2 separate regions of the Mus musculus genome follow, and region 2 is linked to region 1. A link is a loop called in an ENCODE intact Hi-C map of the cell type or tissue named here. Cell type or tissue: heart. All regions are shown on one strand. Links, peaks and the distances in the headings refer to the core of each region. The heading gives the core; the rest is flanking DNA.

What was found. Hi-C counts contacts between places; a loop is a spot of excess contacts. Peaks named below come from ENCODE experiments on the same cell type or tissue, not always from the same donor. Only the 100,000 strongest peaks of a DNase experiment are listed, where the experiment ranks them.
Region 2: a loop joins it to region 1, with 2.3 times the contacts of the local background. A loop is called at or near these places in 10 of 42 quality-filtered maps.

Annotation. Positions count from the first base shown.
Region 1 is chr19:46,580,392-46,596,819 of GRCm38, reverse strand. Sfxn2 (sideroflexin 2) reads right to left here. Exons shown (of 12, transcript NM_053196.3): 2 at 14,157-14,336; 3 at 13,843-14,013; 4 at 11,017-11,115; 5 at 8,810-8,885; 6 at 8,511-8,596; 7 at 6,619-6,679; 8 at 6,270-6,336; 9 at 5,650-5,699; 10 at 5,278-5,327; 11 at 4,473-4,520; 12 at 1-2,148. The coding sequence starts at 14,317. The coding sequence ends at 2,049. Among named protein-coding and RNA genes, the nearest start is that of Wbp1l, 10 kb to the left of the region's middle. In heart, for the core only: a CTCF peak has its summit at 8,779 (motif pointing left); a DNase peak (open chromatin) is centred at 8,769.
Region 2 is chr19:46,647,907-46,664,334 of GRCm38, reverse strand. It overlaps Wbp1l (WW domain binding protein 1 like), which reads right to left. Exons shown (of 5, transcript NM_001177812.1): 4 at 11,700-11,861; 5 at 6,946-10,370. The coding sequence ends at 9,616. Gm36602 (a long non-coding RNA gene) reads left to right here. Exons shown (of 3, transcript XR_001782663.2): 3 at 3,425-3,539. Among named protein-coding and RNA genes, the nearest start is that of Gm36602, 10 kb to the left of the region's middle. In heart, for the core only: a CTCF peak has its summit at 6,517 (motif pointing left); no DNase peak of the experiment used is centred there; H3K27ac peaks cover 2,642 bases.

The DNA.
Region 1 (16,428 bases), core at 5,096-13,095:
TACACACTGACCCCAGGTAAGCCAGTCCCCCAGGGAACTAAAGTGGCCCTTTGTGCCCTCCTTAGGCTTGTTGGCCCTGGTGGACTTCCTGTCTGAGGTGTCCAAGTGAGGCTCCACATCCCACCAGCACTCAGCAATCTTTGGTATGTGACCTAACAGGCAGAGGGAAGGAAGGCAGCAGGAAATCATCCCACTCACAGTGAGGGACTTGACTTGTAAAACAGAGAAGGCAATGAGAGAAGAGACCTCTCAGCTAAAGGTCCCAGAAGTGGATTTGGACATGATATTAAGACAGAATAGTCATTTTTCCAAGGCGCAGAGCTTGATGCCCCACATAACCTCCGTAAAATGGTGGTTTGCCCTACACTTTCATTTTCCTTGTCTTTTCAAGACAGGGTTTCTCTGTGTAGTCCTGGCTGGCCAGGAACTCACTCTGTAGACCAGGCTGGCCTCGATCTCAGAGATCCGCCTGCCTCTGCCCAGAGGGTACAGGATTAAAGGTGCTGCCCTGCATCTCTCCTACATGTTTTTAAGGCTGTAGTCCTGGTGAATTCCCACTCAGAGGTGTCCCAGCCCTCTTTGGTATGAGACCTAATGGGCCAAGGAAAGGAACTATTTGTCCATGGGTTTTGTTTTTGTTTTGTGTTTGTGTTTGTTTTTGTCTTTTTTAGTACAAATAACTCCAAGGACTTGAAAAACTCAAATCTAGAAGCATTCCCAATGGGATAGCCCAGTCAGGGCATCATGGGGAAGAGTAGAGATGAGTCCCCAAGAAGATTCACATAGCTCCTTTATCTCTCCCTGGATAAGGAGCTGGAAAGAGGGCTCAGCAGGTAAGAGCTGCCGCTGCTCTTCAAAAGGACCAGGGTTTGACCGCAGGCTGGCTCACAGTAGTAACTCCAGTTTCAGATGATCTGACATGCTCTCTGACCTCTGTGGGCACGGCATGCAGAGACATGCATGGGAGCAAAACACCCACCCATAAAAATGTTTTAAAAAATGATAAAAAGCTTTTTTTTTTAAGAATCGCAAGGGTAAATGTTTCTCTTGCTTAGGAAGGAGGAAGCAAGCCGGGCGTGGTGGCGCACACCTTTAATCCCAGCACTCGGGAGGCAGAGGCAGGTGGATTTCTGAGTTCGGGGCCAGTCTGGTCTACAGAGTGAGTTCCAGGACAGCCAGGGCTATCCCCCCCCCCCCAAAAAAGGAGGAAGCAGGAGAAGAGGAAGAGATTAGTGTATCCTCTGTCCTGACTGGACAAGGATCACTCGATTTCTAAATATCCTAAACTGTGTGAGCACCTCCCATACACCAGCAACCTCTGCTGAGAAGACCTCTGCTTCTGGTCCCAAGGGTCAGGGGGCAAGGACAAAGCAGGCAAAATACCTTGTTCTTGTTCCCTCCCTCTATTTTTTGAGTAAGTCTCTAGCTCAGGCTATCCTGGAATTCCCCATGTAGCTAAGGTTACCTTTGAACTTTTTGGGTTTGGTGTTGTTGTTGTTGTTGATTTGTTTTGGTGGTTTTTTGTTTTTTGTTTTTTGGTTTTTTTTTTTGAGAAAAGATTTCTCTGTGTAGCCCTGGCTATCCTGGAATTAGCTCTGTAGACCAGCTGGCCTCACACTCAGAAATCAGCCTGCCTCTGCCTCCTGAATCTAAAGATGTGTGCCACCACTATCTGTCAACTTTTGAACTTCTAATCCTCCTGCCACCACCTCTTAAGTACAGGGATCACAAGCATATAAAATTATGCCTGAATCGTACGGCACAAAGAATTGAATCAGCTTTGTGAATGCCAGGCAAACGCTCCCAACCAAGCTACATCCCCAACCACCTTGATCCCCTTTTGAATTTTGCCCTCTGGAATCCAATAAATTAGGTGCTTATATAGAAGCAGGAACCATCTTCCCACCCAAATTGAGGCTATTCTATTCCCCATCTAGCCTGGCTTTCAGACCTTATTGCAAAGAGGAATGTAGACACAGGTATGCACAGCTGCCAGGGAAAAGCTGGTCCACGCGGTGTACCGATTGGTCCTTGCAGGCACGGAGCACTTAGAGACCCTTATTAAAGTAGACAAAGAGGACTTGTTCTCCATACTTGGCCTTGATGGTGTCCCGTAGCTCTGGCTCTAGATAGGAAACTGATAATTCACTGAAAAGGAAACCAGAAGGAGGTTATGAGGATACTACTAAGACACTAGCAACTTACCCTGCGAAACAAGCCCACTCATGTCACCTAGTTAGCATTAACGATCAACTTGACATGGCCTAGAGTCACTTGAAAAGAGTCTCAACTGAGTAACTGTCTTCATCAAGGTGATCTGTAGGCATGTCTTGGTTATTGGCTGATGTGGGAGTACCCAGGTCGGGCGACACCATTCCCCAGGCAGGCGGCCTTGGGCTCTGAGAAAGCAAAGTATGAACCTGCATGAACAAGTCACTAAGCACCATGCCTCCATGGCTTCTGCCTCAAGCTCCTGTTTGAGTTCCTGCCTTGCTGCCCTGCCCTGCCCTGCCGCAGATAACCAGCCAAATAAATCCTGCCTCCCCTAGGGAGTTATCTCCCTGAAAGACTTCACACCGTTCTACAGGATAAGACCGAGCCTGCTTGGAGGTCCTTGGCCTTCTAAACTGTGCTGTCACTTCAGGACCCTTGATGGGCCGCTGCATCTTTGTCCCTTTTCCCAATGTACCCACATTGAATAAAATCTCTTCTGCTTTCCACAAACAAAACAACAAAAACAACAAAAACGAGGTTGGAGAGATGGCTTCCAGAGGACGCTAATCCAAATCCCAGCAGCCATGTCAGGCAGCTCAAACCCGCCCTTAACTCAGTTTCAAGGGACCCAAGGCCCTCTTCTGGCTGTTGCAAACACCAGCACATAGAGACACACACATGAATGAAGCAAATCCTTCTTCCCCCAGTAGCTCTTAGTCACTGTGTGTGCCCGGGCAGCAGAATGAAATGAAGAGAGTCCATTCCAATATTTTAAAATATCACCATCCCCGCTTTGTGTGTGTGTGTGTGCACGCTTGTGTATGTATGTGCACGCTTGTATATGTATGTGCATGCATGTGTATGTATGTGCATGCATGTGTATGTATGTGCATGCATGTGTATGTATGTCCACATGTGCATGAAAGCAGGAAATTAACATTGGATGCCTCTCTCAGTTGTCCTCCATGTTATTTGGGGAAGACAGATCTCTTACTGAGCCTGGAACTCACCAGTGTAGCTAGGCTAGCCAGTCATTGAACTTCAGGTCCCATGCCTCCCTAGCCCTGAGGTTAGAGGCACACACTGCTACACTCAGCTCTTTTACATAGAATCTGGGTGATCTAACTCAGATTCTAGGGTTTGCATGGCAAGGATGTTACCAACTGCGCCATCTCCCAGACCTTTTCTTAAGTTTTTTGAGACAGGGTTGTTTAAAAAAAAAAAAAGTTTTTAACTGCTTTTGTTGGCTAGGGTCCATATATCCCAGGCTAGCCTTGAACTTTGGTTTTTGGGGTTTTTTTAAGGTTTATTTATTATGTATACAGCGCTATGCCTGCATGTATGGCTGCAGGCCAGAAGAGGGCACTAGATCTCATTACAAATGGTTATGAGCCACCATGTGGTTGCTGCGAATTGAACTCAGGACCTCTGGAAGAGTCGCCAGTGCTCTCAACCTACCAGCCATCTCTCCAGCCCCCAGCCTTGAACTCTTGATCCTCCTACTTCAACTCCATGCCCACCCCCAGTGTGGAATTACAAGTTCAATTCCTGATCTTTACAGACAAAAGTATCATTGGTCTCTGTTGGAATAAATGTCACCTTTGACCTCTGCCTCCTCTACCTGGATGGACTACAGTTGTTGGCTTTAACATCTGTCTTCTCCACCAGTCTGTGAGCACAGTGCTCAGGACTCGGGAGGTGACTGCCAAATGGCCATGATCCCGCACGGAGGGTGGAGTGAACTGCTACTATTTCAGGTCATTCACAGCTACACCTGTGTCCTGGAGCCAGCCTCCATCTGACCCCGGGCTGACAGTCCCCCCGCCCCCCATCTCTTCTCCCACCCTCCCTTCCAGGAAACACAGAGGAAGCAGAGGTGCAAGCCCATGCACAGACCAGAGCATGAGCCAGAGTAAGCAGAATAAATGTCTTATTCAACTTTAAAGGCCAGATCCAGGCAGAAGTGGCCTTGCTAACCCTCAGCCGGCAGGACAAGATACCTCCTGTTGTCCCCCACCATGTCCCTAAGGCATTGGTGAGATCAGCTCTTAACTTCTGGCTTCTCCCCCAGTCCCTCAGAGTCCTAGCTGGTGTGCCATTCACCCCGAGTTAGAAGGCCAGAATTTAGGCAGATGCGCAAGATGCGTCCTTGGAAACATCTACTTTCCGACCCATCCCTCCCTCTCAGCAGTCACTCTAAGCAGTAGCAGGGTGTTTGATAAAACTATCAAATGAGGCAGGCGACAAATGGCTGATACCATTCCTGAGGGAAGAGTCCGCACGCCACTGGCACCATAAAGAGGAGGCTGTAAGGAAGGAGAGGAGTGTTAGGGACACGTCCCAGAGGCCTGGCCACACCCTGTCCCGAGCCTACACTCCTGACCTGCCTTCCTTCAGCCCTTCTCTACTCCCCGTTTTGAGACAGGGTCATCGTGTCGACCAGGAGCAGGGGCTGGCTGAGGCTGATCCTGAACTACTGATTCTCCTGCTCCTGCCTCTGCTGGGAGGGCATCCTGTGTGCCACCACCCTGGTTGGGAATTGAACCCAGGGTCAGGTGCAGAATAGGCAAGCACTCTGCCACTGAGCTATCATCCAGGCAATTCATCGTGACTTGGTGATAGAAATCTGTGACACGCCCCCCACCCCACCCCCCCACCCCCGACTCCAACCTCCACTTCACACCTGCAGTCAGATGGGGGAAGAGAATAATGATGTAACTAAGGAGATGTAACTAAATAACTGATGTAACTAAGGAGAGTAAACATCAGCCTGCAGGGTCACAGGCACCTGTGCCATGTAGGGAAAGGAACTATATCACCAGCAGGGCACAATCAATGACATCCCGGTCAAACCCAAGCTGCTAAGAACACCGTGTGCCATTTGTTTCTGTCTGTGAGGCTGAGATGCTGACAGCCCCAACCAACCTCTGCCTCCTCAGTTCTTACTTCTTCTCTAAACCCTCTCTGGACCTGAGGGAGAGGGGACCTTGGGAAGAATGCCGGCTCACACCCCTGGGCGCTGCAGCCAGCAGAGAGCTCACACCATCAAGAGGACATACTCACAAGCAGCCACACAGCAAGACCTGCAGGGGGGCGTGCATCACTTTGACCTTCTGCTCAAAGAAAAGAAAAAAAAAAACAGAGAAAGCAGCCCATGAGGGACTCAGCTGCTGCAGAGCACACCCTGCACCTACCCCACCAGAAGACGCTAGAGGCTGGGACTGGCCTCCCTGAAGGGGAAAGGTGTTCTCCTGGCTCCCTGCAGACAAGGTCAGGAAGCCTGTTCTCATATCTGAAACAGAGGCCGATAAAGGCTGGCACAGGCTCTGCTTGAGTAAGATGGGGTGGTGGCTACTGGGAAGGGCAGGAGGGCCAATTTCGGCCAATTTCGGCGTGCGGTGGGAGGGTGGGGGAGTAACAGGGAGAGTGACCTACCTTCATCAGGTGTAGTCTCTCCAGCCTCTCCATGATGACAGGCAACAGGACTGCAAGAGACAAGCGGCTGAGAGGGAAGCCCACAGCTGCAGGCAGATCACAGCCAAGGGGGCTGCCGTCTCCCCAAGACTCTCCAGAAAATACTCGCCATTGGGAGAAAAACAGAGACTGCACAGGCACCGCTACACAGACTCTCCCCCAAGTCCCAGAGAAAGCACGCTTCCCAAAAGTGTGTTCACCAGCAGAAGGCAGACACACCCCCCCTGGACCCGAAGCATCCTTCTCAAAATGAAAGCTGCCTTGCAGGCTCACACAAACGCATTTGTATCTACTCTGCAATACAGCCCTGCAGGGACCCAGGGCAGTCCACTGCCTCTGCCATTGTCTCCCAGAGACCTCCCACTATTGCTCAGTATTATTAGCTAAATGAAGCTACCTTGCTCCCCCCAATCAGATGAACTGATAGAAACTGGAAGAACATGTGTGGGTCCCCTGTCCACTCTCACAAAAAGCCTGAGAAGGTAATGGTACCTCCCACTTGAAAGCTGAGGTGACCGAGGCCTCGACTAGGTATTCAAGGGTCCCTCCCACCCTGATATTTGAGGTGTTCCCCATCTTACTCATGCCAGGGGCTGCCATGGTGATCCGAGAGATAACCACTTGTGCGATGCCCACAGCCGCAGCTCTCTGGGGGCAGAGAAGAGCTGTCAGGGATCACTTTTCAAGTGTGCATGGGCTGCACTATATAGGTGAGGGGGGAACATGGCCAAGTCTGAGCAGGTAAAGGCATGGATGGACCCACCAGGAGCCAAGTGCCCTTACCCAACCCGCCTGCCTGAAATGACGTGGGAAGCCTGTCTGAAGAACTAAATGAGGATGGGGGGTGTCAGACCTGCAATGGCACCCAGGACAAGTGTGAGGCCATCGAGGAGGGATGGGGTCTGAGGAGGAAGTCTCTCCTCTGCTTACCTGAGAATGGCCAAGCTCATTTTGGTTCCTGTCCTTCACACAGATGCCCTGAATGAGTTCCCTAAACAACAGAAGTTTCTAGATGTTAGGAAGTAGGTGCAAGGAACCTGCCGGGCAGGTGATCCCATCAGGTCACCAGCTCCAAGGACTGATGCAGGAGGAAGCCCCTCCTGCAGCCTGGCCCTTTGGTCTCTCTTCTTCATCCCAGTAGATGGTATCTCAGAAGCCATCCTGAGCAGAGGCCAAGAAAGCCAGCCCCGGATCCTCACTGCCTCAGCGGGCAGACTCCCAAAGCTGTAGGCGTATGTGTGACCTTGAGAATGGTCTTTAACCCTTCTAAACCTCAGTGTTCCTCATGTGGAGAATAGGGATAATCCTGACACCTACTTCATGGAACCTAGTGAGGATTAAATGATCTACTGGCCAAGTTCCGAGATCAGTGCCTGACTTAGTACCTATTCCCCCAAGCAGTAGCTACTCTGTGTAGACAAGCTCTTGGCGTCCCTCAGTTGGAGACCAGGTAAACAGCCATACGCATTCATCTGCTTGGGGAGCTAGGCAGAGCAAGGAGTGGAGGAGAGTGGAGAGATGTGCATGCACAGCACTCCGTAAGCTCTTTCTCCAGGGGCTACCGTGGTGAGCCTCCACCTGCCAAAAAATGTGGCTGTAGTTACTGACAACAGTGGCAATGGCATCCAAGATACCCAGCCCTATGCCACCCGTGTTCTAGAAAAATACAAAAGGGAAAAGAAAACAGAAACTGGACTGAGGATGTAGCTCAGTAGTCATCCTTGGCTAGTGTGCATGGCGAGCCTCTAGGCCTAATACCCAGCATGTCAGAGAGAAAAAACAAAACAGGAAGAAGAAGCAGCAGCAGCAGCCACTGCCACTGCCTCTGGAAATGTACGACTATAACCCCAGCACTCCAGAGGCAGAGGCAGAGGCAGAGGCAGATCAGTGCAAGCTCTAGGCCAGCCAGGACTACACAGTGAGATACAGTCCGGAGGCTAGGAGCACACATCACTTTTGCAGAAGACCTATGTTCAGTTCCCAACACCCACATCAGTTTCACAACTGCCTGTAACTTCAGCTCCATGGAGATCCACTGAGTCCAGTCTCTGCGGGCACCTGCACTCACAGACACATACCTACACATACATACACATTATTAAAAATAAAACCTTTAGTCAGGCATGGTGGCGCATGCCTTTAATCCTAGAACTCAGAAGGCAGAGGCAAGTGGATCTCTGTAAACTCAAGGCCAGCTTGGTCTACATAGTAAACTCCCAAGTCAGCCAAGGATACAAAGTAAGTAAGTCTCTCTCTCTCTAAAAAAAAAAAAAAAGACTCTAAAAAGAAGACAAGAAACAAAACCTGCAAGATACAATGGGTTTCTGCATTACCTTTTGTGAAAAGCTCCAGGGCACACCTGCCCCGCCCCTGGCTTCTCGGAGCACGTGGATACTGTGCTAGCATTAGATGCTCAGTTCTGCAGCATTTCTGCCAGTAAGCTATTCTAAGAGTTTGGGAAGTTAGGCAGCATTTACAGCTCTGACTTTCATTCCCGTGGCCAGGATCTAAGCTAGGGGTATAGTTTTAGGGACAGAGCACTTACCTAGCATGCACAAGGCACTGAGTTCAATCCCCGACATGGACAAGAAAAAAGGACTGGTCCATAGGTCCATGACTAATCAACCCACTCAACCCAATACACTAAATTTAAATCGCCCACTATCTTAGGTCCATTATAGAGGAATGGTGGCCCTTGAGGTGGCCCACTGGTCTTCTCTGTACTGCCCAGCCCCAGGAAGCTACTGGCTCAGCGCATTGGCCTCCTTTCCGTCCCTGCTAACCCTGTGATGGAGAAAGAGAACAAGGCTCCCTGTACTCACTGCTGTCGCATCATTGGGATATTGACACAGTTAGCGGCAGCCACAGCGGCAAAAGGCACCCATCGGCCCACCAAGGGTGGGGCTCTCTGTTGAAGGCAGGGAACAACAGAAGTTATTCAAGCTCAAACAAGAGGCTTTGGAATATACAGGAAGAGAGGCAATCAAACACAGCCAGTGACATATGTCCAGACATCCACTCTGGAATCCTCAGACTCCTATGAGCTGGAGCAAGCTGTTTTCACTGGAACTCTGCTGCCCTCTGGTGGTCACTGTGCCCACAGCTCCCCATTCGTACGTACCTTTGTCCACATGTTCATGCCCACTGCAGTGGCCACCGCAGTAGTAGTAGCTGTGAAGTAGGAGAGGGCCATCTGCCTAGTGAGAGAGAAATTCGAGATGGATGAACACGTAGGTGTTGGGAGTGGTGTCACAGTGGCTCAGGCAGGGCCAGGGTCTCTTTAGCAAGAGACTCGAGTAATTGGGCTTCAGGACTCGTGTGACCTGTCTCACCCACATTCCCATCACTCAGTGCCAAGCACCCTCAGTCCTCTCTCAGAGCATTAAACACACAGCACTTTTTCTGCCTCAGAGCCAGTGTATATTGCTGCTCCCTGTTTAGAGAACCCTCCCGGCCTCCTACATATTTGAATCCTTATGCTGGCTAGTTTTATGTCAACTTAATACAAGCTAGAGTCATCTGAAGTGGGACCCTCAATTGAGAAATGCCTCCATAAGATCTGGCTCTAAGGCATTTTCTTAATTAGTGATTGATGGGGGACGGCCCAGCCCATTGTGGTTTCTTAATTAGTGATTGATGGGAGACAGCCCAGCCCATTGTGGGTGGTGCCATCCCTGCACTTGTGGTCCTAGGTTCTATAAGAAAGCAGTCTGAGCAAACCAGAGGGAGCAAGCCAGTAAGCAGCAGCCCTCCATGGCCTCTGCATCAGCTCTTGTCTACTGCCCTGCTTGAGTTCCTGCCCTCCCTGCTTTTGGTGATGAACTGTTCTATGGAACTGTGAGTGAAATAAACTCTTCCCTCCCCAAGTTGCTTTTCATGATGGTTTCACCACAGCAATAGTAACCCTAGCTAAGACAACACTGATCTTTCAGAGCCCAGTTGGATGCCATCTCTCCAGAAGGGATTTCCCAAGGGAACAGTCCAAACAGAGCCACTGCTGTCCTGTCCCACCATGCATCTCCATGACAACAAAACGGCAAGCAAGCATCACTACACACTCGTCCATGTGTTTGGTTTGGTTGGGTTATTGAGAGAGATCTCAACATGTAGGCTGGCCTTGAACTCACAGAGCTCTGCCTGCCAGCCCAGTTAGAAGATCTTTAAACAGAGCCTCTTCTTACTCATAAGGGAATCTCAAGCCTCTAGAACCTTGCCTGGCACATAATTAACACTCAGCAAAATTCTGGGACTAAAGAGATGGCTCAGTGGTTAAGAGAACCAGGTTCAATTCCCAGCTCCCATACCCAATGACTTATAACACCTGCAACTCCAACTGGAGGGTATCTAACACCTTGTGGCTTCTGCACACACATATGGCGATCAGTAACAAAAGACACACACAAACAAAAATAAACCTTGAGGAATGAGAGATGGCTCAGTGGTTAAGAGCACTGTTTTAGTTTTGGTTTTAAGACAGGGTCTCACTACATAGCCCAGGATGGACTGAAACTCACAGAGATCCCCTGCCTCTGTCTCCTGAGGGCTGAGATTAAAAGTGTGAGTCACCATGCCCAGCTTGTTTTTTTTTTTTTTTTAAATTACGTGTGTGTACATGTGAGCATGCATGCATGTAGAGGTCAGAGACCCCGGAGCTGGACTATTGGACCTAGGTGGTAGGATCCGGACTTAGGAGCCCTGGCAATGCAGAGCATGCTCTAACTACTGAGCCATCCATCTCTAGAGCTCACGAGCACTGGCTGCCCTTGCAGAGGAGCCAGGTTGTATTCCCAGCACCCACAGGGTGGCTCACATCCATCTATAACTCCAGTTCCAGGGGATCCAATACCCTCTTCTGATTTCTGTAGGCACAGGGCAAGCATGACGTGCACAAAGAATAACACAAAATAAATAAATCTAAAAAGTAAAAATAAATATATATTTTTTTAAAAAATAGAAAAGAAGCCGGGCGGTGGTGGCGCACACCTTTAATCCCAGCACTCAGTAGGCAGAGGGAGGCGGATTTCTGAGTTCAAAGCCAACCTGGTCTACAGAGTGAGTTCCAGGACAGCCAGGGCTACACAGAGAAACCCTGTCTCAAAAAAAAAAAAAAAAAAAAAAAAAAAAAAGAAAAAAAGAAAAGAATAAATCAGTCAAAAGAATGGATATTTCAAAATAGTCTGGGGAAAAGATACTCTCAGTTGGTCTTAATATTTCAAACACTGGGAAAGGGTAGTCTGGCCACCTGCCCAGAGTGGACCCCACTCAGAAAGAAGTTCACGAGTGAGCGGCAGGGCTGCTCAGAGAGTCAGAGGATAGCAGCTCGCCTACCTGACAGACGTGGGGGAAGCTGCATTCCTGTTGGTGTAGTTGACCAAGGCATTAAAGGACTGGTTCACCCACTGCCAGAAAATGACTGCAGGCATTGTCCTACAAGCAAGGGAGGAAGAGAGATAAAGAGGGGCTCTGGGGTGGCACCATAGCATCCGCAGCTCCCTAAGACATTCCCAGTCTTTTTATGCTCCTGGGCTTCTAGATGGGATCCCACCCCGGGATACATCCTCTTCCTTTCACAGAATCCTGCTTGGTTAAAATACTTTTTCCTTTTTTTAAAATTATTTATTATATGTATATGAGTACACTGTAGCTGTCTTCAATCGTACCAGAAGAAGGCAACCATTACAGATGGTTGTGAGCCACCACATGGTTGCTGGGAATTGAACTCAGGACCTCTGTAAGAGTAGTCATTGCTCTTAACCACTGAGCCATCTCTCCAGCCCAATACTTTTCTTCTTGGAATTTTTCTGATCCTTCTTCTGCCCTTCCTGAGACAATCACTCCATGTGTCCTGTTCCCATGACTCAAAATTCTTCCCTCCTTCCCCGACCGAAAACCACTACTTCCCAATCTACATTATGCTGTGTCTCCAAGAGGGAAGACTCTAAAATATTTAATCCCCGGCACCTGGACTATGCCATAGCTCACCAACTAACTGAATGAATAGAGAGGGGAAGATAACTCAGAGGGAAAGGGAGGGAGGGAGAGTCGAACATTGAAAGTTTATTCCCTTCCCAACAGAAAAGAGCAAGAAAGGGCCATTTCATTTTTCCTTTGGATGTAACGTTCAAAACATAAATCCACTGTGGGAGTTATACTTTAAGAATTTAGAGCCGGGCATGGTGGTGCACGCCTTTAATCCCAGCACTCGGGATGCAGAGGCAGTCGGATTTCTGAGTTGAAGGCCAGCCTGGTCTACAAAGTGAGTTCCAGGACAGCCAGGGCTATACAGAGAAACCCTGTCTCGAAAACAAACAAACAAACAAACAAACAAACAAAAGAATTTAGGGGGCTGGAGAGATGGCTCAGCAGTTAAGAGCACTGACTGCTCTTCCAGAGGTCCAGAGTTCAATTCTCAACAACCACACGGTGGCTCACAACCATCTGTAATGGGATCCAATGCCCTCTTCTGGTGCGTCTGAAGACAGCTACAGTGTACTTGTACACATAAATAAATAATTAAAGAGAGAAAGAGAGAGAGAGAGAGAGAGAGAGAGAATGAATGAATGAATGAATGAATGAATGAATGAATTTAGGAGGACATGCCTTTAGTACCAGCACTCCAGAGGCAGAAACAGGTAGATCTCTCTGAGTCTGAGGTTTGCTCTACATAGCCAGTTTCAGGCCACCTGGAGTTACATTGTAAGACTCTGTCTCAAAAAACAAAGCAGTAACAACAGCAAAAAAGAAAGAACTAAAGAGGTTGGTAAGATGGCTAGATGGGGAAAGAAAGACACTTGAGTTCTAGCCCCAGGGAGAGAAACTACAGCTGTTAAGTTGTCCTTTGACCTTCATACACACACACACACACAAACACTGTGGAAGTGTGGAAGATACTCCCATCTCTTTCTCTCTCTCTCATTCTCTCTCTCTCTCTCTCTCTCACATACACACACAAACACTGTGGAATATACTCCCATCTCTCTCTCTCTCTCTCTCTCTCTCTCTCTCTCTCTCTCTCTCTCTCTCTCACACACACACACACACACACACACACACACACACACACGAAAATAAACAAATGTAACTTTGTTTATTGGTTTTGGTTTTTGAGACAGGTTCCTCTGTGTAGTCCTGGCTGTCCTAGAGCTCACTCTGTAGACCAGGCTGGCCTTGAGATCCACCTGCCTCTGCCTCTGAGTGCTGGGATTAAGAAATACACCACCACCTGGCAAAAGTTTTGTTTTTGTTTTTGCTTAAAAAAAAAAAAAAAAAAAAGGGCTGGTGAGATGGCTCAGTGGGTAAGAGCACCCGACTGTTCTTCCGAAGGTCCGAAGTTCAAATCCCAGCAACCACATGGTGGCTCACAACCACCCGAGATCCTGATGCCCTCTTCTGGTGCATCTGAAGACAGCTACAGTGTACTTACAATAAATAAATAAATAAATAAATAAATAAAAGTTTAAATGTCAACTTTAAAAAAAAAAAAGACTTATTTGGGCTGGAGAGATGGCTCAATGGTTAAGAGCACTTAGTACTCTTCCAGAGGTCCTGAGTTCAATTCCCATCAACTACATGGTGGCTCACAACCATCTGTAATGGGATCTGATGCCTTCTTCTGGCATGTCTGAACGCAGTGTACTCACATATACACAATATTTTTTTTTAAATAAAAGTGTTTCTCCAAAAAAAAAAAATGTGGATCTTCCCACTTCAAATTATTAAATCAAAACAAAAAATCCCTTACTCCTTTAATTACTATAGAGGCAGGGGCAGGTTGAGTCTCTGTGAGTTCAAAGTCAGCCTAATCTACATAGAGTTCTAAGTCAGCCAGTGCTACACAGTGAGACTCCCCAAATAGTAAGACAAGTAATAATAGTAATAGCATAACAGTCCTCAGGAGGCCGCGGACTGAGCACTCGAGGTCTGTCTGTGTCACCATCAGGCCCCTGAAGTTCTGAGCGAGGTCAGGAACCGTCACTTAGCCACCAGAGTCCTGTCTAGCAAAAGGAGGTGACAGCATCTGTGTGTAGGCCTGAGAGAGGGAAAAGGCCATTCATGGAAAGAACTTAGCACGGTGGATGCCCGGTACCGGTGAGTGACTGACCAACAAGACAAGACTGTTATTACAGCTTGGCCCCTCCACCATCTTGGACTCACCTGTAGAACTGGAGCATGAAGCCCGTGATGAGCATGCCACCAGGGACCTGGAAGGACATCCGCCCAATGACATTCATCTTCTCCCCAGTGTCAGGGTGGAAGGCCGAGTCGTAGAGCTTCTTCGCATACAGCAGCTGCTCCATCTGAGTGCCAGGGGGCACAAGTCCCATCCTGTAACCCAAGGACAGCATCAGTGGCACCCTGACCCGATCCTTGACTCCTGAGACCTCTGCTAGCTCCAGCTTCTCCCTCCCCTAGAGAGCCCAGCAGTATGGCACTGGTTCCTCCAGTCCCTCCCACGACCACGCACTCACCTGCTCTTCTCCACCACCGCCTTGGCCCAGTCCAGCTCCTGCTCTGATGCAAAGACCGTGCGAGGATCTGTGATGTTAAAAAAGTGCTTCACGCGCCCCAGGAAAGTGCACTGGTCCCAGCGGGGAGCATCAATATTAAAGCCAGACAGATCCCCCTCCATATTGTTCACAAACTACAGACTTAAGGAAAAAAGAAAGAATGAGAGTCAATTCCTTAACCAGTTTTTCCCAGAGGCCCTGGCAGCCAGGGACCCTAAGCATCCCCTATGATGATCTAGGGGCCTGTGATGGTTTGTAGATGCTTGGCCCAGGGAGTGGCACTATTAGAAGGTGTGACCCTGTTGGAGTAGGTGTGTCACTGTGGGTGTGGGCTATAAAATCCTCATCCTAGCTGCTTGGAAGCCACTATTCTGCTAGCAGCCTTCAGATGAAGATGTAGAACTCTCAGCTCTGAATGCACCATACCTGCCTTGATGATAATAGACTGAACCTCTGAACCTATAAACCAGCCCAATTAAATATTGTCTTTATAAGAGTTGCCTTGGTGGGGCTGGTGAGATGGCTCAGAGGTTAAGAACACTGACTGGTCTCCCAAGGTCCTGAGTTCAAATCCCAGCAACCACATGATGGCTCAAAACCATCGGTGATGAGCTCTGATGCCCTCTTCTGGTGTGTCTGAAGACAGCTACAGTGTATTTACATATAATAAATAAATAAATCTTAAGAATAAATAGATAAATAAATAAATAAATAAATAAATAAAAAAGAGTTGCCTTGGTCATGGTATCTGTTCACAGCAGGAAAACCCTAACTAAGACAGGCCCCTATGAATGGTGATGGAACTGAGCAACTGCCACCAAGCGCGTCCTGGTCCATGTCCGTAGCCAGCCTGTGCTTGATCACACTAAGGGAGACTGCATCTGCCACTGAGGAGCTCAGTCTGACTCAGCAATAAGAGCTCATCAGAGCCAACATAATATCCCCTGGCACTAGCAGGGTAATAGGAAACATAGGCGTTCTGAAACAGAAGCCCTCTCCTCTTCACCAGGCCTGCCTTCAGAGAGATTCTTTAACACAGTCTAACCACCATGGCAGCAGGAGTGTGAGGTGGTTAGGCACATCGTGCCTGCATTTGGGAAGCAGAGAATTGTGAATGCTAGCATCCAGTCTCCTATGGGGGCTGGGAGTCTGTAAAAAGGGCGAGGCTCACCAGGAGACCCAGCAGACTTGTCTGATCTCAGTAGCTTCCTAAAGCCTTGGCATGTGAGTTGGCAGCCTGTTGCTCTTATACTTTGGATGCCTGGAAATCCAAAAGGGCAGTTCTAATTCTACTGCAAGTTTGAGAAGTGGTCCGGCTCCTTCCATCCACAGCTGTGATGGTCGCTGTGTACCTGGGCAACCAAACTTGGGAAAACAGTTCCACAGGTGGTTGTCTTAAACAACAGGGGCTCTCTGCTCTCAACTGAATCTGCATTTCCACAGAGTGGAACCTTGGATGTGTAAATGGTCGGCAGGAAATCTTTCTCATTACACATCCGAGTGAAAAAGAGCAGAGGTTCTCTTTAATAGTACTGTCCCTTTCACAACCGTAGCTGCTGGTGACCCTGTAGTCAAGCCTGTGACCCTCTGCTTCGCGTCTTTTCTCCACTGAATGTCTAAGATCAGTGAGCAGTTAAGCACAAGGTAGCCTAGATGTCATGCTGTCTTCAAATTTCCAAACAATTTAGCCAAAACACCAAAACAAATTCCTTTTTAACTTGTCCTCACTCGAACCTTCTTGGTATGAGCAGAATGCCTACTAACTGCCAGGACGGAACATATATGCTCCCTAGCCCTGGGCACAGGAGGGGCCCTGCTTCCTTCTAGAAGCTCCAGGGGCAGGCTTCCACCATCTGCATTTCTCTCAGGTTCCTCAAGTTTCAAGCTCCAACCAAACGGGTCCACTAGGTTCTGCCGATGGTGTCTGAGGCCTTTCCTAGTTTGTGGTTGCAAACTCATCCATCCCTCTTGCACGCCGAAGGCCTGCAAGCCACGTGATCAGGTGGGACACAGCGATGGCTCCTCTCCTTAAAGCCACGTGATCAGGTGGGACAGAGCGATGGCTCCTCTCCTTAAAGCCACGTGATCAGGTGGGACACAGCGATGGCTCCTCTCCTTAAAGCCACGTGATCAGGTGGGACACAGCGATGGCTCCTCTCCTTAAAGCCACGTGATCAGGTGGGACACAGCGATGGCTCCTCTCCTTAAAGCCACGTGATCAGGTGGGACACAG
Region 2 (16,428 bases), core at 3,389-11,388, 69 kb before region 1:
TGTCTGACACTCATAGGAGGCTTGAGGGACACGTAGAGACCATATCAAGCCGAAGAGAGAGGTTAAGCTGGAGACCACCCCTTCCCTCTCCCTGCTCTCTCTGAGCTGGCTGCTGAGAGCGAGCCAAACTTCACTCAGGTCAAGGCAGAGGGAGCAGGGTTGGATGGAGAAGTCACATACTTCACAAATGCTCAGAATGCGAAAGACATTTTATGAACTAGCAATGATCAGATCAAATAAGCAGGAAATCTGTGTCTTCCATAATGGTAGAAGGGAAGTTTAACCCAATGAGAGGCAACTGATGGCCATCAACCATCAAGGGGCAGTGTGAGGACAGGGTGGGAAGGGTTCCTCAAAGCACACAGCTACACAGCATAAGGGCTGAGTCCAGACCCCATGAATCAGAGACACGGAGGAATCAGCTCCCCCACCTGTCTGCAGAAATCACGCAGGGGCTCGATCATTGCGGGATGATGGGTCGTGGAGCGCTCCATATTGAAAACCTGTGTCCTTTGAGAAAATAATCTCATGAACTCTGATTGCTGCCAAACTTGCACCTGCCTGGAATGGTAGACTATTCCCCACTGGCCTAAATCACCAAATCTCCAGGCCTCTTTGAGGCTCAAAGTAAACGCCTCTCTCCAAGACTTATCTCAGACTACTATAATGGAATTCCTCCCTTTGGCGTCCAGACATTGAAATAATGGCTCCCAAGAAATTCAAATTTCTCCCAAGAAATTTCTCAGGCTGGGAGAAAGTAGGGGATGGATGAAGCCTGGTGCCAGCCAGAGCAGGAATTTGTCAGGAGATTTCACAGACTCTGACTGGTCCACCACCTAGCAGGAGGGACTGAAACCAAGGCCATGAAAGGAGTGCAGAACTTGATGATGACAGCTTAGTCATGCAGATCTCTTGCTCCCTATTTAAAGCTAAATCTGGTGGGCTGGAGAGATGGATCAGCAGTTAAGAGCCCTGACTGCTCTTTCAGAGGTTCTGAGTTCAATTCCCAGCAACCACACGGTGGTTCACAACCATAGGATCCAATGCTCTCTTCTGGTGTGTCTGAAGATAGATTCAGTGTACTCGCATATGTAAAATAAATAAATAATAACATAAAATAAGGAGATAATAACATAACATTAAATAAATAAAAAATCTAAACCTTAGAACCCCAAAGATGGACTTGGTGGGAAGGCATCAGAGAATCTCTTTGTTGCATACAGCAAAATAATCTCTTTTTTCTGCTTTGCACCACTATTTCTGGTCTATTTAAGTTGCTAGTTGAAGACACGTGGCTGAGCCTGGCTTCTTAGGGCTGCCAGGGCCCAGCATTTTGTCCTAACTGCTAATAGCTCAAGGACACGGTTCTCTTCTCAGAGTGCAAGACCGAGTCTTCTCATTTTCTTGCACATTAGTATACAACAAAGAGGTTACGTGCACCAGAGGACTCGATCATATGTCTTAAATTGCCAAACCGGGAGTCTTAGGCCCACATCTTAGGACCAGTGCTGACTATCAGGAAGTATGTGGAAGGAAGCACACTTTTTAGGTTTCCATTTGTTTGTTTTGAGAGTCTCCTGTAACACAGGCTGGCCTCAAATTCTCTACAGAGCTGAAAATGCTGGAATTACAAGCATGCACCACCATGCCTGTCTTTCTTTTCTCCCTTCAGGGCTGGGTATCAGACCCAGGCCTTTCGGCTTGCTAGGTACGTGTTCTACCACTGTGTTACACACACCTCAGCCCCTCTGTACTTATCCTTTGCTCTTCAGTCTGCTCTTAATCAGTAGGGTGATGGCAAATCACCGTTTAACGCTAGTTCGGGAGCAGCATCCAATTTTTAGCGCTTGCCAGTGTGACCTCTATGAACTATGAGGCAAAAGTAACCCAGTCATACTACAGATCTTATCATTACACGGGGGAAGGCATCATTGAGAAACACATCGCTGGGTGGTTTCCTCATGTGTAAACATCAATGTATTTGTACAACCTAATAGGTGGGAAGCCTATGGCACAGCAGGCAGACATGCTATTTAACATGCTGCCTCGCTGAACACTACAGGCAGTGGCAATGTGGTGGTCATTTGTCTATCCAAATGGGTTTGTTCCCATAGGCGTCACTATAAGCACATGAGAAATGACAACCACAGTGTCACTAGGAGATAGAAAGCTTTTAGCTCTACTGTAATCTCTGCTATATATGGTGTCTGTCATTGACAGAAACATTATTATGGGTGCATGGGTGCAAATAGTAAATGTCCCCGTGTATGTTCAGGGCCATTGATAATATTAACAAGAAATACCAGGAAATGATCCACCTTGCATACTCATTACCTGTTTTCAATATATATTCAGTTGTGGTTTAGGTTTTTTTTTTTAATTGGCTATTTAGTAAGCAACTCATAAAATCTTTGAACCTTTAATAGTAATTAATCTTGTGAGCTAAAACAGCTACTGCCTCCACTACTTCACTCCTCCACCCTGGTTCCTATCCTTCAGAAAAACAGCTCCCACAGGGGCCCTCTGTAGGGGGAGGTGTCTTCCCAGAGAGGGATGTGTCTTGTGTGCAAGCGCGTGTTTCCTAAGGCCCCTGGTGGCCATAAAACCCAAAGTAAAGGCTGCTCTCTGCAGACACAGATAGGTGTCCATCTGTGGATGGCAGGGGACCAATCAGAGACTGCAGAGTCAGGGACACTGGGTGAGGAAGACTGGGAACATTCACGTGATAGCCCCTGGCCTCCCAGCCCAAGTCTGGCATCCCATTCCTACTGCAGACTTCCTGAACTACCATGTCCTCGTATGTAAAGAAGGGTCACTCCACAAATGCTGCCCATTCTGAGGCCTTGGTGGGGATAAAACAGCAAGACTCGGGAGGGCAGGTAAGGCCCTTATATGTGACAAGGCCAGCCCATGGAGACAAATTTGGTTTTTGTTTAGAGACCAAGTGACACAGACAACTTACTTGGCTTTCGTGGACCCCAGACTTCCCGTCTGTCATATACGCAGGTGGACTGGGGAGGCTGAGGTGTGTGTGGACTGAGGCTCCTCAACATTGCTCTAAGTGTGGACCTCTACAACATGTCTGGTTCCTCATCAAACATCTGCATTATCGATACTTCAAAACAAAAACAAAAACCAGAGAATAACTCTTCCCCTGAGGGTTTTACACAGATTTCTCACAAGTAGGCTAGGTTGGGAGGTTTGTCACGGAGTCTTCCAGAATCCACCTGCATGTAAGGGCCAGGCAGTGCTGATAGTCAAAAAGTAGGCAGAGAGCACAAGGACAGACAACTCCTCCTACTCCTGCACTGATGTTTAGTAACATTTTCTAGTGGGAGTGACAGGCTTATAGAAGAGATATTTCTAACCAAACAACATGTTCGCGCCCCCACGAATCCTGACATTTCTATTTTCATCTTCTCAGGAGAAACACACACAGCTTCCCAGGATTCTGAACATTTCCAAGAGTCATATCCCCCTGTGGAAGCTAACGTTTGTTGTGGGTTTGTTTTGTCTTGTCTTCTGAGACAGGGTTCTCTGTGTAGCCCTGGCTGTCCTGGAACTCACTCTGTGAGATCAGGCTGACCTCGAACTCACAGAGTTGCACAGAATGTTGGAATAAAAGGTATGCACCACCCCCTGTCCAGCTGTCGTGGGGTTTATATTGTTGGTTGATTTGGTTTTCTGAGACAGGGTTTCACCGTGTAGTCTCAGGTGGCCTAGAACTATGTAGACTAGACTGGCCTTGAACTCACTGCTACCCACTTGCCTCTGAGTGCTGGGACTAGAGGTAAGCACCACCATACTCAGACACAGTAGGAGCTAACTTGCAGCAGGCATCCCTGGGGCAGGCTGGAAGGCAAGGCGCCTGGATGTGGGACTGACGGAATGTCATTTGCCTCATGTTTCAGCAAGTTTTCCGCTCAACACATCCTTCTCTGGTCTCCTCTCACCTTTGGGAAGTCAAAGCCACGTGGCTTCTAGACACATTTCAGCTCTTCAGGGCCTGGCCTTCTGGTTAACTAAATAGTCCTTGGGATCAACGAACGGGTCTGGCTTTTCAATTCCTGGCTCTGCTTTTTATCAGCTGTGACCTTGGACAGGTTAGTTCCTTCCTGAGCATCTCCTGCTCCTGACCACTGACAGCAGGGTCAGTTACAATCTGGAAGACTGTAACTTGTACCTCGAGGAGCCATTTTAAGGTTAAGAAAATGTACCTATGAAGACGCTTAAACAAGACTCACCTCATGTCAACAGCCAACAAATAACAGAACACAGATTCAATCCCAACATTTTATTATTTACTTACCTTCCGACTTCATCTCTTGCTACTTCCCAGATGCAGAGACCTAGGTTTAAAGGGCTTGCCGATTTCCACACCACACCCCACGTGGCCCCCAGGAGGGCCTCTTGGGCCTTTTCCTATGCCTTTTCAGCATGTGGCCCACAATAATCTTAGGACTTGGTGACCCATGGGACCAACATGCACCTAGTGTTGTCTTTCATACCACGGAGTTGCTTCTGCCAGGGAGCCTGCCTGGAAGTCCCCGTTGGTGTCCCTCGTCCCCTCCGGGTCTCCATTCTGACGACCTAGCACATGGCAGGTGCTCATGAAGACTCTGCAGCTCTACGGGTGTGTACACACATATATACATGCACCCTAAAGCAGCCTCATTGAGAGTACAGGATAGCTTTAAAACCTGCATTGCCAAGGATAACCTTGGGCTCCTGGTCCTCCCTGTTAGGTCTCTAACGGGGGACAAGTGGCTGAGGTCCCTATTTAGCTCTTGCCTACATGATCCAGCCATTTTGGCTACCCCAGTCCTTTTTCCCTTTTGGTCTCTTGCTATACTGGCCTCCTGGCTCTCTCGAGTCTGGCTATGCCTACCCTTTTATCTACAATAAAGCTTTTCCTCCAGCATTCCTCCGAACCACCGCATCCTCCTTTTTACTTTTTAAAATGCATGTCTGGTTTCACCTCCCAAATGCTGGGTTTGCTGATCAGGCCACAACACTTGGTCAAGGCTCAGATACTCGCTCCCAGGCTGGGGGGAGCCTGAGACCCAAACACCTTCCAACCCACAGCTCCCGCCGGAGCTCAGCCAAGCCAGAGTCAAAGCCTGGGTGTTTCTGCTCAATGTATGAAACCAGGAAACTGGAAAAGAAAAAAGGCTAAACCAGGAAGCTGGGGTTGTCTTGGGCTTCTGGGCAAATATAATCTTTACCTGAACTTGCTCACTTGAGGCAATGGAGACAATCTTATTACCTCAGAAACGTGAACTCCCGTGACCCAGTGTTCCAGGAGCCTGGCCGGCAACTGAGTAAGTGGACATGAACAGCCGTCGGCAACAGGCCCGGGAGAGTTGAGACATTCTCTAGTGGGGCCAACTCAGACATTATCTTTAGGAAGACAGGAACTCGGGTTCTGAGACACCTAGGGTTCTTTCCTCTGGGTTTTTGTTTTTTTTGTTTTTGTTTTTTTTCTGAGACAGGGTTTCTCTGTATAGCCCTGGCTGTCCTGGAACTCACTTTGTAGACCAGGCTGGCCTCGAACTCAGAGATCCACCTGTCTCTGCCTCCCGAGTGCTGGGATTAAAGGCGTGCGCCACCATGAACCTCTTGCCTTTCCTTGCGTGTTGGGCTGTAGGCATGCACCCCATTTTGGAACCGTCTCTACATGCTAAAATGGATCCATCAGCACTGCCCAGAGCCTGGCAGCTTAGCAGTAAGGAGACAGAAGCTAGCTCAATGGAGTGACCTAGAAGCCTGGACATGATCCTTTGACCCAGGATCAATAACAGGGACAAAGGCCATGCCTAGCTAACTTAAACTTTCCAATATAACGGAGTGGACTACAGGCTTACAACAACACTTAGAGCCACTACCCAGGGAGCCCAGCCCACGGTGAGCACACCTGGGGACCAGGACTACCTTTTGTGGGCAGCTATGGCGGCTATATGCCCTGACACTGGCAATTGCCTAATGAGAAGCCACGGTGGGCAAGGGCATCCTTCCTCAGCAAAGGCAGCAAGGTTGTCGTTCTTCAGGGTTCTGCAACTCAGCGTTTAAGGCCTCAGGTGACTCCTGTGGTCTCTGAGCCTGAGCCACTCACATTTTACTTGTGTGCTGACCGTTCTACGTGGGAACACTTGGCCATCTTACCTCTAAGACCCAGAGAACAGGGTACTTGGTTCTTGCTTATGTCACATTTCCTTAACTTCCGCCGTATGCTGGGCACAAAGCAGGCACTTCAGCGCATACTGAGAATATCAAATTTTAAGGCAGAGCGTGGTGGCTCACTCCTGTAATTCTAGCATTAGTAAACTTAGACAGGAGGATGACTATGAGCTAGGGCTAGTTAAGTTCCTGGAAAGTCAGGGCTAGAGTGAGACCCTATCTGAAAAGTTCCTAAAATCGGGGCCAGAGCACTTGTTTTTGCAGAGGACCTGGGTTCAATCCCCAGCACCCACATGATAGCTCTCTGTAACTTCAGTTCCAGATGATGCCCTCTGCTGGCCCTCATGAGTACTGCATGCACATGTTACACAGTCACATGCAGGCAAAAACACCCACACTAATAATAAAAAAATAAAAAAAAAAATAAAAAATTTAAAAAGCTCTAAAACCAATCCTGATTTGGGGAAACTGGGAGGGGTAAAAAAACAAACAAACAAACAAACTTGTCTCTGCTTCCTGGGGCCTTTTTTTTTTTTTCCTTTTCCAATGTATTTCTGGAATATCACAAAGTACTTAATAGAAATGGATTTTGAGGGAAATTCCTCAGGACCAAGTGCTGACTCAGCAGCAGCCTCCTGCTGGCCCAGGACCCCGTTCTTAACTGCTGTGTGACACCATTAGGTCTTGGTAGGGAGAAGGCAAAGGTGCTTGAGGTTTGTGACCTGAAAGTCTGAGAAGGAAGGAAAGGGAACAAGGAGCGGCAGGAGATTGTGTAGAACACTTGAGACTGATTTTATTGGGGTTTCTCACAGTGGTTGGAGCCACTCTGTCTTCCGGACAATCACAGGATATCGTCACCCAGACCGCTCAGGGCAGTCTGAGCAACTGAATCTTATTGCTTAAAATACACATATTCACAATAACTGGCAGACGGTGGTGGCCTCACACAGGAATGTGTTAGCGGCTGCAAATCTGACCGTAGCACCAAGCCCTCTGCCTAACCCTTCCTACCTAGAAACCCAACTCAGTCAAGTCTCCCTGGCCTCTAACTCACTTTTCCTGTCCTCTCTCTGAGCATCAGGGTGGCCTACAGCAGCAGGGCCAGACTGTGGCTCGGGCATCATGGTGGGTGCTTCAGTAAAGCTAGTCGGCACTCAGGCCAGCCCCTCACTCTGCCAGGGGAACAAAACTTGAGAGGGTCCCATCTCACCAACAGTTAACTAACGAGGGGTTCATTTTGGGAAACTGAACTCTCCTCTGAGACACTGCAGTGAGGTGTCTGGGATTTTAACAAGCTATCAGCTGGGAAGTGCAGGAGGGCTGCAGCTCGGGCCCCTCTGACCACACACCAGCCCTCTCTCTCTCTCTCTGGATCTTGGGGGATGAGCTGTGCATGTGGCCAGAGACTCCTGTTGATCCAGGACAGGCCGATGTCTGGGCCACAACCACTTCATGCTTGTAACTCAAGACCCAATCAAGCTCCTGTCTGAAGCCAGCGGGAGGGGGGCTGGGTCCGGATGTTTCCACGCACAGGGAACAGAATGGAGGCCTCTGAGTGCCCATGGAGCAGTGTGCAAATCGCAGTGGTGAGCTGAGGAAGCAGCCTCTCTGAAGGGCAGTGTCGCTGGCAAACACAGGCCATGCCGTCGGGGAGATCGCTGCATACACCCGAGTACGGTCAGACTATTGTTCGGTAAACAGTAAATGTGTAAAATAAATTACTTTGAGAGGGCCATACGTGCTCCAGGCATGTGGTTAATGTGTGAGCAGAATGGCCATTCAAAGTATCTTCACAGAAAACACAGGGCTCGGGGCCACATACCACACGTACCACACATACCACACATACCACACACACACACACACACACACACACACACACACACACACACACACACACACACGCCATCCAACATCACTGTGTAGACTTCACTTTTGTTCGACAAAGATTTTGGTTTGTGGTATCCAAATGCAGACACGCGTTCACCTTACAGCCTCGGGTCTGTGTGTTTACATGTGGACTTGGGTTTTCTGCCTTTTTATTCCTTTCTCACCATAATGGTGGCGCCAAGTCTAGTCTATGCATCATCGTTCAAGAGCAGGGTAGGAACCAAACTCTTTGCATGAGCAGGGCTGGGTGGGGAATGTTCCTCTCAGCGGCGTCTCTGCTCCTCTTTCCTGACAAAGCATGACCGGGTCTCCGGAGCCAGACGACAGTAACCAGGCCCCGAGGTCTGCTGGAGGCAGTGGTCACCTCCTACCCAGGTGACTCTTTTACACAGGCTGTACAGGAAAGTGAGTCATGTTTCTCCACAAGGCTGGGGCAGAGCAGCCACGAGAACCACAGGTAACCAAGGCGCTCCTTCTAAGTGGTCAGTTTAAAACAAACAAGGACACAAAACAACAGACTTAAGTCAAACGCAACAGGAAATACTGTGTGAGAACCAGGCTATGAGGCCACCTTGCCCTGAACACACAACTTCCTCAGTCCATCTGCTTACAGAGGACAGGGAGACAGAGACCGCAGGCTGTGTTCAGGAGGGGCGAGGACCACTGACCACCTGTGGGCACGGACAAAGGGCGGAACTGAAGGAAGCTCTTAGCTCTCCCAGCCTTCAGACTTGGGTCTCCACTCAACAGAAGGCCCAAGGCTCCCACCACCGGGCCTGTTCAGGCTCTCTCCTCCTGGCCCAATGGTAGTCAGACTCTTGGGAACTCAGCCTGGGGAGAAGCAGCAGAATTCCCTTGTAACAAAGAGTCCCTGCCTGCCCACTGGTCTGGCTGTTTCCTGCCAGCCTTTGTTGCTTGTTTTTAAAGGAAAACCCAGAGAACGTAGTATCATCTACACCTGAACCAGGCTGGGAAGGGTCCCCTCTACAACGCACAGATGTGTACTTTCTGCCTGGGCCTTGTCAGCTCAGCAAGTCCCTCACCACCCTGACTAGCTGTCACCCTCCCACAGGGTTAGACCAGTGCTCTGCAGCCACTGGCAGCCACAGTGACAATCCACTGGCCTCTGAGGGTTTTCTTCTTCTCTCTGAGAAGTGGTGTCTCCTAGACTGAGACACGGTTCTCTCGTGAATCCACTCTGTCACCGCTGAGCACCACCTTAGGGCACAGTCCAGCCCCAGTCCTCGGGGGGGCTTTGCAAACTTGTGTTTCTCAGCCAGGCAGGTAGGTGGGACACAGCTCTGAAAGGGGGGTGCGGGAGTCACAGAAGCAGCTTCTCCGTCTTCTAGAACACTGTGCTTTTGTGGGGAGAGGAGGCATCCACACCCTGAATTTGTACCTGGAGATGTGGGCAAGGTGGGATAGGAGGGGGAAAAAATATAAGAGGACAAAGTGGCCGGGCCACATGTCCATGTTACTTAATGCTTCTCTCGTGGGTGTCCCTGACCCTGGTTGTCGTTGAGCTCCTAGGTGCAGGCAGGGCGTGTCCTAGCTCGGGGAGCCACTGTGCTGGGAATTTGGAGAGTCCTGCTCATTGATGGTGTTTAGCAGCAGACACGCAGGCGGCCGTGGCAGGTGGGGGTGCCCATGCTCCCGAGCCTGACCCTCCGAGGACAGGCAGAGACCTTCCTCTTCATCAACAGGAGGCCGTACATGACAGCTGTCACAGAAGTCCAGGGGCCCGTCCAGAGCATCATCTATGAGCGTGTTAAACTCTTTGAGGTCATCGTCATGGTGGCCCCGGTTGCACACACACACCTCAATGCCTGAGTCACCTGTGAAGCGGCGATGCCTGCCGGGGGTCTTGTCTTCACTGTCAGGGGACACGCCGCCACGCTCAGAACGCGAATCTTTCAGTAGCTCCTCCTTGCACTCGGAATCCTGGTCCAGGAAGGCGCCCGGGTCCAGCTCCCCGTGGCCGGCCATGGGGCTACCAGACTCCGTCCCAGAGGCTTTGGTGGCTTCCCGGTCAGTGGGCACTTCAGGGGACTGAGGATCTGCGACACTTGGAGGTCTTGTGCTGCTTCGGCTCGGTCCGGACAAAGGACTGCTCTGCGCTCCCTGGGAGCCCTGGGGCGGCGGGTCAGCGCCTGGGGGGCTGCCACCTGGAGGGCCACCCTGAGGAGGAGGTGGCAGCAGCTGCTGCTGCTGTTGGAGCTGGAAGGCACTGTACGGTGGGGGAGGAGTTGGAGGTCGGTTCACCACTTCCTCATAAGGAGGTAGCAAAGAGTTTGGCAAAAACCCTAAAACAGGCAGGTGGGAGAAGAAATTACCACATGGGTCAGCACTCTAACAAAGCTCATGAAAGGTGACACTGTCCCCTCCCACCCCAGAGCCATGGTGGCTATGCTTCTTAGCTGTGGGCAGGTAAGGGGACTGCAACAGCTTAGAGCAGCGGTTCTCAACCTTCCTTATGCTGTGAGCCCTCAACACAGTTCCTCATGCTGTGGTGAGCTTTGATCACCAGTCAAGGAGGAGTGAGGAGCCTGTGACACCAAGGTTCACTGAAAACATGCCAGGTGAGACCCCTCCTGACTGCATGCGCTCAGTACCTTGGGGCGGATCACCTCGCTTAGAGCTGTGCAGCAGCTGCTAACGTTTATTGAGCATTTACTACAAAGCCTTCCAGCTAGGGAAGGGCAAACGCTTGTCACATCACAATCTGTACAATGTGACAGATGGCTTAAGACGAGATGCCTGGTTGGGCATCCCTGGATCTCCTGAGAGGACAGGGGAGGGAATTCCAGTGTACGGATTTCCACTAAGTCACCAAGTTTCTTGGTTCTCAGACAGTCCAGACACTACCCTTCTTATCTGTCCTTTTCGTGATGACTCTACAAGGCACAGAACATGGCAGCAAGCCAAATAGGAGGAATTCAGGTTGTTGAGAGCTAGATCTAGCCAGTGCCAGAGCCCAAGACACCAACGTTATACATCCATTGACTATATGCCTTTAAATTAAAAAAAAAAACTAGTTCAAGGCCACCCACAGAGAATGTGGGGCAAGTCTGAGCTACATGAGAGCCTGTATGTACGTACGTATGTATGTATGTGTGTGTGTGCATATGTGTGTATGTATGTGTGTATGTGTATGTATGTATGTATGTGTGTGCATGCATGTGTGTATGTGTGTATGTATGTGTGTATGTGTGTGTGTATGTATGTATGTATGTGTGTTTGTGTGTATGTATGTATGTGTGTATGTGTATGTATGTATGTATGTGTATGTATGTATGTGTGTGTATGTATGTATGTATGTATGTATATGTATATGTGTGTATGTGTGTGTATGTATGTATGTATATGTATATGTATGTATGTGTGTGTATGTATGTATGTATATGTATATGTGTGTATGTGTGTATATGTATGTGTGTGTATGTATGTATGTATGTATGTATGTATATGTATATGTGTGTATGTGTGTGTATGTATGTATGTATGTATTATGTATATATGTATATGTATGTATGGAAACGGCCCTTGGGGCTTGAGGACCTTAATTGTTGTAGTCTGACCCACTATGTGATTCCCTACTTCAGGGAGGCAGGTTGGGCAATGTGGGTACGCACTGAAGTAAAACGGCAACGCTGAGTAGTTGTGGGCTTCCCGGTAAGCGATCAGGTTGATTTCATGTTGCCGCTGCTGAGCCTGAAGGCGGTGCTTGGCTCGGCGGTGGTGGCAGACACAGCAGCAGCTCAGAATGATGACGACGGTCCACACCAGCCAGAACCCTGGGGCATGGGGAGGCAAGACAGAGAGGCACACACACAGTGAGGACCAGTGAGAGGGGCCAGCTCGCAAACAAGGTCTAGACAGTGTCCTCGTCACAGACAGTCACTTAGGTCAAAGCCATACATTCAAAATGTTTCTACTATGGGGGAAGATGCTTGGGACAGAAGGAAGGGAGTGGCCAGGTGAGGGGGACCAAGCTGTCACTTCAGCACACTGCTGGCTCTGTGATTTCCATGTGGAGGGCATCTTGGACAAAATCCTTCAGGTTTTCTTGGTACCTATCTTTGCCCTTCCTACCCCAACCTGGAAGAGCAGCAATTGCAGAGGACTTCAGAGAGGCCCCTCACATAAGAATTCTTAGGGTTCTCCTGATGAGGAAGAGGGGGGCTTTTCCCCATGCGTGTGCCTCTGTAAAGTGCAGTCCTTAAACAGAGAAATGGAAAAGTTTTAATTGCCTCAGGCCACCCGCTCTTCCCTGGAGAGTGTAAATGACCTCCGGCGCTCTCTAATCCGGTACAATTCCATCTCGCACTGCCTGGACAGTCCATCCCCGTATCCCTTAAGCCTGGGTGGCGGAGGGGCCTGGCAGCCTCCTCTTCTTTCTCCACCCCAGAGCATGCATTCTCGTTTCCCACTTTCTTGATGAACCCCCACATGAGAACACCTTCTCGATTTTGAAATGTAGATAGAGAAGGCTTTTAAACACTTTAAAAAAAAAATTAATGCTCCAGTTTTGCTTAAATATATTCAGACATACATGGGAGAAACACCGAAAGGAAAAACACAAAAGAATGACTTTTAAAGAATGTATGTGGGCTGGTGAGATGGCTCAGTGGGTAAAAGCACCCGACTGCTCTTCCAAAGGTCCGGAGTTCAAATCCCAGCAACCACATGGTGGCTCACAACCATCTGACTCCCTCTTCTAGAGTGTCTGAAGACAGCTACAGTGTACTTACATATAATAAATAAATAAATAAATAAATAAATAAATCTTTAAAAAAAAAAAAAAAAAAGAATGTATGTGTGTGCGCGTCTGTGCTGGTGGCCCGGCGTTCAGAGGGCGCGGGCTCTCCTGGAACCACAGTTACACATGCATGAGTGTGAGAGTCCATGTAGGGTTAGGAAAGGAACAGAACCTAGGTTCTGTTTTGTTTTCTTTTTTTTCCCAATTGTTTTATTCTTTTTAGTTATGAAATTAGAGAAAAAAATTCAATTTTAAAAGTACCCTTGACTAGGGGCTGGAGAGATGGCTCAGCGGGTAAGAGCACTGACTGCTCTTCTAGAGGTCCTGAGTTCAATTCCCAGCAACCACATGGTGGCTCACAACCATCTGTAATGGGATCTGATGCTCTCTTCTGGGGTGTCTGAAGACAGAGACAGTGTACTCATATACATAAAATAAATAAATAAATAAATCTTTAAAAAAATTACCCATGACTAATTTTATTTTTACTGGCCTCTTTTTTTTCTTTTCTTAGGTTTCTCCTGTGTAGCCCTGGCTGTCCTAGAATTCACTCTGTACACCAGGCTGGCCTCCAACTCAGACACCCACCTGCCTTTGTCTCCCGAGTGCTACGATTAAAGGCGTGCATCACCACCTCCCAGCTGGCTTTTTTTTTTTTTTTCCAAATGATAAATTTAAAATAGTAGCCTCTCTCTGTGTATGTGTGTGTGTTTGTGTTGGTGCACACATATAATTCAAGCATTCATGAGACTAGCCTGAGATACATTGAGAGATGCTTATTTTTTTAAAAAGGGAGGTGGCGGCTGTGGCAGTGGTTATGCTAGAGTAACTCAGGAGAAAGGACTTGCTACTCTTTTAAAAGACCCAAGTTCGGTTCCAAGGACCCACATTGCCCGTAACTCCACAACTGCCTGTAATTCTAGCTCCTGGAGAACCCACACTCATGTGCACACAACCACACACACACACACACACACACACACACACACACTTAGAATTGGGGTGAAGTTTGGCAGTAGAACTCATGCCTGCTTGGCATGGGTGAGGTGGCTTCTAGGTCCCTAGCACCACAAACCTGGAAATGAAATGAAGTAATAAAATACAGGCTCTATGAACAAAAATAAAGGAGTGTGCGGGCCTGAGGGTGGGCATCTGGAAGCCGCTCTGGCGGAAAAACAGCTTTCTGATCCTAGTTTGTTTTCCCAAATGTGTGCATACTTCTTTATAGTAGAAAGGACTTCTTAGCTGCTATTGACTGAGAAGAGAGATTTTTGCTCTCTGTCTGCTTATTGTTGCGTTTGTTTTGAGACAGGGTCACAGCCCAAGTTGGCCATACTTCCGTCTCTACATCCCAAATACTGGGATTACATTTGTGTTTTTAAATTATTATATAGCTATGGATATGCAGACAGAGGTGTAGCTTCTGCGTGTGTGTCTGGGTACACTCGCGTGCATGCGAATGTGTGTGGCTTTGGGGCGTCAGTCCTAGGCCTCCAGCCCTGGAACCTTGCACCTTTACCTACTGAGATTTCACTGACATACAAGGGGGCACTGGGTCCCCAGGAGCAGGAGTTACAGCTGTGACCTCAACCCCAGTACTGCAAGAGCAGTGTTCTCAGTAACTGAGCAATCTCTCTAGGCCATCACTGTGCCCCTGGGGATTCAACTTGGTACTTCATAATTGCTAAGTGAGCAGACACCCCGAAGCTCTCTGCTCTTGTTCTTCACCCCCACCTTACAGGTCAACATGAAAAGTATATCCCTTCCTTCTCTAGAAAATCAACATTAATGTTATTTTTTTTCTTGAATCATTTCCCCAGTATTTCCTCATTCTCTGTATTTTCTGTGCTCTAATATATGTGATCCAAGGCACTATTCTCAGCTATTGCTTTAAACATAACTGTTACGTAAAGAAAATCTCAGCCAGCTGTAATGACACAGGCCTGCAGGACAGAGGCAAGACCTCCAGAGCTCAGAATCAACCTGAGCTGTATAGGGAAACCCTGCCGTGTCAGACAAGAGAAACGCCACGTGCTGCTTTCATGTACACCAAAAATTCCTGATTCTCTCGCTTTGGGTGCATGGGTAGGTCTGAACTTCCTGGCCTCTATATGCTTGGGGGAGGCTAACTAAAGCTACCTATTGACAGAACTTAAAAGCAGCGTGTCGTTTAGTGACAAGCATGCTTCTTGTGTGAAACCTTCCATCAGCCCCCACTGGTATTCCAGACAGTCATTTCTGGCTCTAGACTATGAGACATGCCCCCGTGGTAACAAAGCCCCCATTCCACCTTCATCGGACACAGCAAAAGTGAGGAAGAAGCCCGTTGGTTTCGGCTGCTAGGATTCTGGACATGTTTGTTCCTGCAGCAAAACCTAGCCCATCCTGACTGCCACAGTACGCACTACAGGGTTTTCCATGTGCGATCTAAGGATTTATCAGGAATTGTTCTCACTGTTGTTTATTCTGTGCTCACACACAGTACATGTATAAAGTCAGAGGACAACTTAGTGGAGTTGAGTCTCTCCTGCCACCAGGACAGTCCGGATCAGAAGTTACCACCGAAACCGTCTCCTAGAACTCAGGAGCGAGCAAGCTTAAAGAGATTCTTCACCTAAAACAAGACTGAGGTCCACTTCGCTCAAGTACCGTAGGAAAGGCTTCCTGTTTTTTCAAAAACCACAAATTCGACAAATGAGGAAGAACAGCAGGCCGCAAAATCCAGGGCCTCGTGCATGCTGGGACGCACGTGCATGCCCGAAAGTGCCCGGAAGACGTTCCCATGCCCTGGCCCACATTCTCCCACTTGATATGAGAAGGAAAACCTTCTCTACTGCACACCAGCTGTGTGATGTCACATGTGACTCTAACTGGGTAAGCACCTCTCAGTCTCAAACATAAGACCACAGGAGAGTCATCTGTGTGGATCTACACAAGGAAAAATACAAGGTCTTGTAGCACACTGGGTGTCAATCTAGGGATGGGAAAACGGACAACAACCTGGTCCCGTCTGGTGGGAAGGCAGACAGATGACAGTCTGATATGGCCTACACAAACGGGGCTGTCCCGGGAATTATGCCAGGCAAGGCTATAAACTGGCTGTGAGCAGGGGTGGGGTATTGATTAGTCTCAGTGAGGTTGGACCAAATTTTAATATTTTAGCTACATTTCAGAAATACAGAGATAGGTTCTATTATTTTTGTCTTTGAGACAGGTGTTGCTATACAACTGTGGCTGGCCTCAAACTTGGGGCAATTCTCTACTCTTATGTTCCCCAAACACACACACACCAACCTAGATAACGCCCACCACACTTCCCGCCCAAGTTATGACCTCGTGGTGTGGAGCATTTGTCATGCTAAGCTAAATGAAAAACATGTTTTTAAAAACAATCACAGTCCCATGTAGGAACTGAGTCATGTGCCCTAGAGTTCAGGACAGACTTGGGAAAATGTCACTCCTCGGCTGGCAAGAAACTCCCCACCAGGGAGCAGGCTCACACTGCAGAGACTTAGCCCCCCTTGTTCCCATGGCCCCGACAGTTCCCATCAGGAACTCCTGCCCTGATGCTGTTTAAAAATCTTTGAATTTGGAAAACGAAT